Linked DNA regions of Homo sapiens: all the other regions are linked to region 1. The links are chromatin contacts, found by Hi-C or POLR2A ChIA-PET in ENCODE. All regions are on one chromosome and are shown on one strand. Each heading gives the region's core, a stretch centred on a gene start or an enhancer-like site at or near the end of the contact. The rest is flanking DNA. Distances are from core to core; before and after follow the strand shown.

Region 1 (2,700 bases), core at 201-2,700:
CTGCTAGCTTAACTCACAGCCCAAGCTACATCTAAATACCTAAGTCAGCTACATTTAAGTTCCAATTTCAGAAGTTAGGAACAACTTGCAGCCTGAAAGTCTCTCTTCAATGGTCTGATCCAGTCTTCAAGTTGCTGTCTTAAAAGGTTCTGTGTTCAATCAATCACCCAGGTAGATTGTTTGCAAAGATTACTTAAAAAAATTGAAACTACTTAAACTACTTTTGATATAAAGCCGTGAAAAGAACGAAAGTACTATCTTTAGCCAACTGGCACAGGAAGAGTTCTGTTATAAAAACGACGTGCAAAAGAGAAGGTAAGAATAAAAGTAATAATGTGCCCTTCATAAAATTTATCTTTTGTGTCTAACATCAATCACTAGGCCAGGAGCCAATACAAGGCTCTCCTGCATAGGGTCACACATACTCTTTCTTAGCAGGGTGAGGAGACCTCAGACTTCTACCACTGATACCACTTTAACCCATCAAACATGCCTACCAGCCCGCCCACTTCCTCTTCATTCAAGCCCCCCGCCCCAACAAATGTTGATTAAAAGCAGTAAATGAAGTGTTTTATGATGTCATGAAATGAGCAGGCCATCTTTAAGACCTCTTGCTGGGTGGGGAACTGAAGGTGAAGGAGCACTGGGCTGCCAGGGCTGTGCAGTTTTAATGACAGCGGGCACACAGCACTTACCCTTTTGCGCCAAGCATCAGTGTACTGTCTTTACATAGTAACTCCTTTAACCGACAGGTAGATGCTGTTACTATCCACACTTTACACACAGGGAACTGAAACACAGAGATTAAGTAACTTGCCCACTGCTAGTAAGTAGTGGAGACAGGATTCAAGTTCTGACAGTCTGGGTCCAAAGTTCTTGTTTTTATCCATCATATTCTATATAGTTCTAATGGTTCAAGGACAGCTACTAGCGAGTAAGGGAGTCGGAATTAGTTTACCACCCAGCCAAGTTCAGGGATATCCACAGGACTTTTGCTGACTCGTCCTATAAAGCAAATACTGAGAATTATCTTTTGCCTATTAATTTCCTTATTCCTGCTTGTATTTTATCTGAAACTTTCTCTAGTTGAGCTTTCCTCTGAAGAGGACCATTTCAGGTCTTGAAGTTTCTGTGGCCAGCCATACAGCCATTTACAAACACTTAACTAGAACGATTTACTCAACTCAGAACAACCCCGTATATTAAGCACAGCAGGACATCATACTATCAATTGTCATAAAACTCCCAAGGTGTTTGTTTCAGTATCTTCATTAAAAACACACACACACAAAATCGACAAATATCCAATACTAGACTACCTCTGAAATCCTGTTCGTGTTTGCTGGATACATTTGCCTTAGAAGAAAGGAAGGAAGCCAGGTATTACATTTAACAAGGGGGAGGGGAAGCCCGCAAGAGAATACACCCAATAACTGTTGACATTTCGCCAACTTTTTCCAAGACTTGGTAACAAAGCATTATCTATCTGTATGAGAGAAAAGGGGAGGAGGACTGCTGAAAAAAGGGACGGGTTAAGGGTTTTGCACTATAGTTTAGCTCTTCCAGCAGAACGCGGCGCTGTCAAGCTGTCAATGTCTGTCTACCGCCTCGGAGACACAGGCCGCCGGGAAACCACAGGGTCGACGGGAACGGCGGAGTGTAGCATCCCCGGGCCCCAAGTCCACAGTGCCTCTCCCACTTGACCTGTCGGCGCCCCTTCTCAAAGTACGGATCTCCAAGAGGAAGGACCTCCTCCCTCTCCACTCTCAGAGTAAAGCAAGCCAGCAGCGCAAAGTGCACCTCCCGGGGACGCACAGACACGACTGAAAGCCACCACCCCAGAAACAGACCCTTCCTGGGAAAATGCTCCTTCCAGAACCTTCTCAACACCACCCGTTTCCCCTGGGAGCGTTTACTTTGGATCAGCGAGATGGAAAACAAAGGCTCAGGAGAACAGGCCGGGCCCCTCCCCAGAGCCCGCCGCCAGCTGGCCCAGGTGCGCCAGGTGCGCCCTGGAGGCGTGGGGACGAGGGACCGGGGCCTGCGGGGGGGGAAGCAGGAGGGCCCTGCGGGGCTGCCCCGGGAGGATGCGCCTCTGGGGGCTGCGGGGTGATGGGTGTATCCCTTACGGTCTCCCTCAGCTTCCTCTCGTGGTCCAGCTCGCGCTGCAGGGTGCCCGCGCGCTCCTCAGCGGCGTCCGCCTGCTCCTGCAGGCTCCGGATCTTCCTGCGCACCGCCTCCAGCGAGCTACTCCCCGCCATCGCGCCGGACGGTAGGCGGGCGGGAGGGCTGCAGTGGGAGAGGCCGGCTGCTGCCCTGCGGACCCGGCTGCCGCGGCTGTCCTGGCTGCCCAGCGCCGGTCCGCCCCGCCCAGGCCTCTCTGTGCGATGGCGGCGCCCCCTGCGGCCAGGAGCAGTCCGGAAGTCGCAGCCTCCAGGGCTGCGCAGACAAACCGCAGGCGGGCGCGCGCGGCTGGGAGGGGCGCGCGCCGTGGATCCCGGGACTGGCTGGGGGCACTGCGCATGCTCGCGGCGGCGGGGAGAAAGGCGCTCCCGGCGCGCTGCGGGGGTACCTGGTGAGCTGGGCGCTCCGGGAGGCCACTGCACTAGGGCTCTGGCTTCCACTTCTAGGGCCCCTCCGCGGCGCGGTGGTGACCCGGGGTAACGGAGCTGGCTGCTAAGGGCAATAGCGACTCCTGCT
Region 2 (2,700 bases), core at 1-2,500, 420 kb before region 1:
CGCCCAGCTAATTTTTTGTATTTTTAGTAGAGATGGGGTTTCATCGTGTTAGCCAGGATGGTCTCAATCTCCTGACCTGGTGATCCTCCCGCCTCAGCCTCCCAAAGTGCAGGGATTACAGGTGTGAGCCACCGTGCAACTTTCTTTTAAGAAGGAAATAGGGGAAAGGTTGTTAAATAGGCTACTGACAAAATTTTTCAAATCTCCCCTCTCCTAGTTTACCAAATATTTAGACTCTGTGGCTTCTTAGAAACTCTTGTTTATACAAATAAAATTTGCCTCACTGCTATTCCTTGTATTAATTTCTGCTTCTTTTTACTTACCGTTAAGTCACATAATGTCTTTCTTTATATATTCCTATATCTTGTCCCATTCCAAAATAAGGTCGCTTTTCCATGAGTATACAGAATCTTAGCCAGGGGAGGTTTAAAAAATATCTAATAACTAGTACTAAGATGTTCATTGACCACTGCTTCATGTGGGATCCTGGAGGCTGCTGGGCCAGGCATTTACTATTTAGTTGCTAGATCAGGGGGAGTTCAGGAGGATCCCAGTAGAGGGGCAAGGGAGGCTTGGAGGACACTCTGGCTCTACTATTTACCAGTTGGTATGAAAATACTTATTTTAACAACTAGTATAACAGTCCCCACGTGACAGGCTGGACGTCGGTGCTAATCTGCATGACAGCCATTTCCAGTGTGAGTATAATGACCACGGCACAATTTTCCCCACGGTCGGGCATCTGGGCTGCCTCTGGTTTTAACTGCAGTATCAAGCTCAGTTCTACACAACTCTATATGTGCTTTTGTTTCATTTTTATATTTTATAAACTTATTTATAAATATGTATTTCATATTTTGTTTCCTTGGAACATATTTCCCAAAGTGGTATTCCAAGGTCAAAGGGTTTGATCAATTTTATAATTTGACATGGTGATTTTTAAAAGCATTTAACCATGGGTTCAGAAACATCCTTGCCCATTTTTTCACAGACTCCTGTTGCTGGAGAGCTGGCAGGCAGTACGGTATGGTGGAAGGAGGGTGGGTGCTGGGTAAGGAGAGCGGGGCTCGGGTCTGGGCAGTGTTTCTCTACTAGGAGTGGGGGACTTGGCAGTGTCTTAGCCTCTGTGAAGCTTGGTTTCCCCAGCTGTGAAATGTGAAACGTGGGAGGTGCCATCTCTCCCAGCATCAGGCACAGCAGGCATCAGTTGCCTACATCTGTTCCTGATCTTGGCCTGAGGCCCTGGCCATCCTTGTCACACCCTCACCCTGGCCCACCTTTGTGGAGGGTAGGCTGAGTAACTTGACTTGAACAATTAACTGTCAAAGTGTCAAGGAAGGTGTGGGTTCTGCACCATAAGGAGGTGTGTAGACTGCCATCTTCTGGTGCAAAATGTTAGTGTCCAGATGATTTAGGGATCAAGCTACTCTCCCTTGTGTCCCCATGAAGATCTGTCCCCCCCGGGGGAAGCTGCAAGAGAAGGGGCGGGGGGGTTCTCCCAACACAGGCTGGCCCTAGAGTCTGGTACTTTAAGGTGATGTCCTCCTTCTGCCAGTGACACTGAGAGAGAGGAAGATGCTGGGTTTTGAAAGCCTGCTTGTAAATGAAGGTGCTTTTTGAGACTGTGGAGGTGATGGCAAGAAGGATCTTTGTGAAAACAGGAGGTCTATATCAGCAATTTACTAAACCGGTTCAGAGAGGCTGACAGCAGTGGTCAATCAGTCCACAAATATTTACAGAGCGCCTACCATGTGGCAGACACATGCTCTGGCAAACGCTGTTGAAAGAGACAGGCAGGGTTCCTGCTCTCATTGTCTAGTGGGAAACATTGGTGATAAGGTTAATTCTTTTTCAACTGATATGCTTTCTTTTATTTAGTTGGAGATAAACAGAAAATTAAAAGTAATTTAAACCATACTATTTTGCCTCTCAAACACTACAGCCAATTTTATTTCAATACCTTCCAGCCCTTTCAGATGCGTATGCACACTTTTAGCAGAGCTATAATCATAATGCCTATGTGATCCTGAAGTTTGTTGTATTTGACTGATAATAAACATCTCTACACTGCTATCAATCTGCACAGTTATCCTTATTGCTGTATAAGAGGCAAATGTGTGGCTGTATCAAAATCTATATAGCAATTCCCTCAAGTTTAGTATTTTTTTTTTTTTGCTACAATAGATATTGTTGATGTTGACTTCTTTATGGAGGCTTTTTTTTTTTTTTGAGATGGAGTCTCGCTCTGTCGCCCAGGCTGGAGTACGTTGGTGTGATCTCGGCTCACGGCAACCTCCAACTCCCGTGTTCAAGCTATTCTCCTGCATCAGCCTCCTGAGTAGCTGGGACTACAGGAGCCCGCCATCACCCCTGGCTAATTTTTGTATTTTTAGTAGAGACGGGGTTTCACCATGTTGGCCAGGCTGGTCTCGAACTCCTGACCTCAGGTGATCTTCCTGCTTTGGCTTCACAAAGTGCTGGGATTACAGGCGTGAGCCACTGTGCTGGCCTCTTTATGCAGATTTTTATTGCATTACTTCTGAATAATCATGGATATAGTTCTTCCTATGTGTTTCCATATTAGTTCCCAAAGGAACTATTACTAATTTCGAATGCCACCAATATTGTATCAGTAAATCAATTTTGCTGCAACATCAGGTACATTGAATATTGTTGCTTCAAGGCATTTTTGAAAAGATT
Region 3 (2,727 bases), core at 80-2,579, 490 kb before region 1:
CCTGGAAAGCTACGTACCAAATTCTTGACATTCACCTTTGGGGGAGTAGAAGAGGAGCGTGGAACTGCACTGGGAGAAGGGAGACTGTCAGAATAATTTTTTTTTAAACAAAGCAGTTAAAATTTTTAAGATTATATGACAAAAATGTTAACTGGACCAGGGACAGGAGGAACATGGGTTTGTTGAGTTATTTTGAACATGGGTTATCACATTGTTCTTCAATTTAAAATAACACAAGAAAAAGAAATTATAATAACAAAGAAATAGATCTATTTCCTTGAAGCTAGGATGGATGAGGAACGGGAGGTGGGAGAGAAAAGGAGGCCTAGAAGTTGAAAGGAACAATGCAAAGTAAAATCTGAATGAATAAAGATAGGCGTTCCCAATGGCTCCAGTCCTCCGTGAATCCTAACAGTTGTAAAAGGAGGTAACAGCAGTAGTAACTGGCTTAGAGACTGAGGGAAGGGAGGGGAGGAGAGCACACTTGCACACAGTAAGAAATCTCATTTCCAGAAAATGTTAACTTACCAGTATGTACTGTAGCTACTGCAATCCATACATACTGTGTGCTGAACTTTATCTTGCTTTTCTGATTTCTTATGGTTGGTTAAAGGTACTTGTGCATCTTCATAATGTTTTTTTGCATGGCCATTCACATACCTTACAAAAACCAAATGAAAATTTACTTTAAATATTGCTTTGGAAATTAAAGGAGTAGGAAATGATGAAATTAAATATTAATCAAATCAAAATAAAGAAATCCTATAACAGCAGTCAATCATGTAGTGATTTATTATACTGAATACTTAAAATATGCTCTTTTTTTTTTTTGAGACGGAGTCTCGCTCTGTTGCCCAGGCTGGAGTGCAGTGGCACGATCTTGGCTCACTGCAAGCTCCACCTCCTAGGTTCACACCATTCTCCTGCCTCAGCCTCCCGAGTAGCTGGGACTACAGGCGCCCACCATCACACCCAGCTAATTTTTTTTTTTTGTATTTTTAATAGAGATGGGATTTCATCATGTTAGCCAGGATGGTCTTGATCTCCTGACCTCATGATCCACCCGCCTATGCTCCTTTTTTGCAACCAAATACTATAGTCAACTTTTAATTATATACAAGAGTAGGCTCAGGCAAGGAAAGGCATAATCTATGCAAATTGGTTTCAGTACCATAGATATTATTTATAAACTCCTTTGCTGCTGCTTTCACTATAGCTTTTTTTTTTTTTCTCTCAGACCACTAACCCCCAACTTGGGCTATTATCAAAGACAAGCTCTGTTAAGTAAATTACTCAGCCACTTCCCACAGGGCCATAGACTCTGCTCAAGTTGCTGCTTAACATAAAGTGTGAGAGTCAGAGAAACAGGACAATGTTCCATCTCTCACCAATATAGCTTCCAGTCTTTTATTTGAATGCCTGAATAATCAGCTCCTCTCATATGGAAACATGTTTGTTTAGAAATAATCCAAACAAAACACAAATCACCTTAAGCTTACAAAAACTGCTATTTCTCTACATGGACAAAGATAATCAAAAGTTGATTATGTTCATAAAAATTGTGTAACACATTCCAACTCAGATTTAGTATTACAGCAGGCACAATGAAACTGAAATAAGGCTCCATATGCACATGGTGTACACCCAAATCCATCTACACCTTCGTCTAGAGACTGCACAATTCTGTCACTAACCACCAACGTGAAGACCCTTAAGAAGCAACATTTCCCAGTTCCTAGAAAGCAGCCAATGTGTGGAAGGCAAGGCCTACTTGAAAACTCAGTCAAAACAAATGTTGGTTAAATGGTACCAAAATAAACAGATGCAGAGAGTTAGATGACATTTTCATCATGAGGCACCTTAACTGCACCAGGAAAAACACTTACCTTGGAGGAAGTAGGAGAGTTACCGTAACTGGGAAGGATCAACTTCAAACCTAGCCCCTCTACCCAGGAAAACTGGGCACATTCAAGGCACTATTAACCTCAACTTGGAATGTGATCACGTTCTTTCTCCATTTTTTCCCTGTACTTTACACTTTTGCATATACCTGAGTCCTCTGTTCATAAAACTGTACTAAAATGAATTTTAGAGTCAAATAATGATTAAGAGGATAAGCTCAAAAACTAGACTGCCTGGATTCAAAATTAGGCTTTATCACATCCTGGCCATGAGAGCTTGGATGAATTATTTAACCTCTCTGTACTTGTTTTCTCATTTGTAAAATGGACGTAATAGTACTTTGTGTCTCATGGGTTGTTAGGTGATTACATAATCCATAGTTCATAACAAATGAATGTTAGCAATCATTTTATTAGCATTCTTCTTTCTGTGCTTAACTACTACTCATTCAGAATCCAAACAACAATTGCTTAGAAGGTGGGCACATTTAGCACATATTTCAAGATAACATGTAACTGTATAGGTCAAGAAACGCTATTTAATAAAATGTAAGGCTGGGTGCAGTGGCTCACGCCTGTAATCTCAACACTTTGGGAGGCTAAGGCAGGCAGATCACTTGAGGTCAGGAGTTTGAAACTTGCCTGGCCAACATGGTGAAACCCCATCTCTACTAAAAATACAACAATTAGCCATGGTTGGTGGCACATGCCTGTAATCCCACTACTTGGGAGGCTGAGGCATGAGAATCACTTGAACCCAGGAGGCAGAGGTTGCAGTGAGCCGAGATCACCCCACTCCACTGCAGCCTGGGTGACAGAGTGAGAC

Evidence for each region. Hi-C counts contacts between places; a loop is a spot of excess contacts on that map. ChIA-PET counts read pairs that join two places held with the same protein, here RNA polymerase II (POLR2A). Pooled maps may share reads with other maps.
Region 2: a pooled map shows a loop between it and region 1 (5-fold over the local background). The contact joins the enhancer-like site here to the promoter of TPM1-AS in region 1. A Hi-C loop is called at or near these places in 5 of 50 pooled maps. POLR2A ChIA-PET finds 5 or more read pairs at or near these places in 2 of 52 experiments (A549 and K562).
Region 3: a loop to region 1 is called in a pooled map, with 4 times the contacts of the local background. The contact joins the enhancer-like site here to the promoter of TPM1-AS in region 1. A Hi-C loop is called at or near these places in 1 of 50 pooled maps. POLR2A ChIA-PET finds 5 or more read pairs at or near these places in 2 of 52 experiments (PC-9 and activated CD4-positive, alpha-beta T cell).

Annotation. Positions count from the first base shown.
Region 1 is chr15:63,048,137-63,050,836 of GRCh38, reverse strand. TPM1-AS (TPM1 antisense RNA) reads left to right here and starts at 1,450. Exons shown (of 2, transcript NR_147233.2): 1 at 1,450-1,996; 2 at 2,142-2,700. The region is part of intron 2 of TPM1 (tropomyosin 1); the gene reads right to left. RefSeq lists a silencer at 1,984-2,643.
Region 2 is chr15:63,465,546-63,468,245 of GRCh38, reverse strand. No RefSeq gene overlaps it. Among named protein-coding and RNA genes, the nearest start is that of USP3, 38 kb to the left of the region's middle. Within about 2 kb of position 1,250, at least 3 of the 41 ENCODE cell types and tissues checked have a DNase peak (open chromatin) inside an H3K27ac peak, as active enhancers do.
Region 3 is chr15:63,534,958-63,537,684 of GRCh38, reverse strand. It overlaps USP3 (ubiquitin specific peptidase 3), which reads right to left. Exons shown (of 15, transcript NM_006537.4): 3 at 529-660. Among named protein-coding and RNA genes, the nearest start is that of USP3, 32 kb to the right of the region's middle. Within about 2 kb of position 1,329, at least 2 of the 41 ENCODE cell types and tissues checked have a DNase peak (open chromatin) inside an H3K27ac peak, as active enhancers do.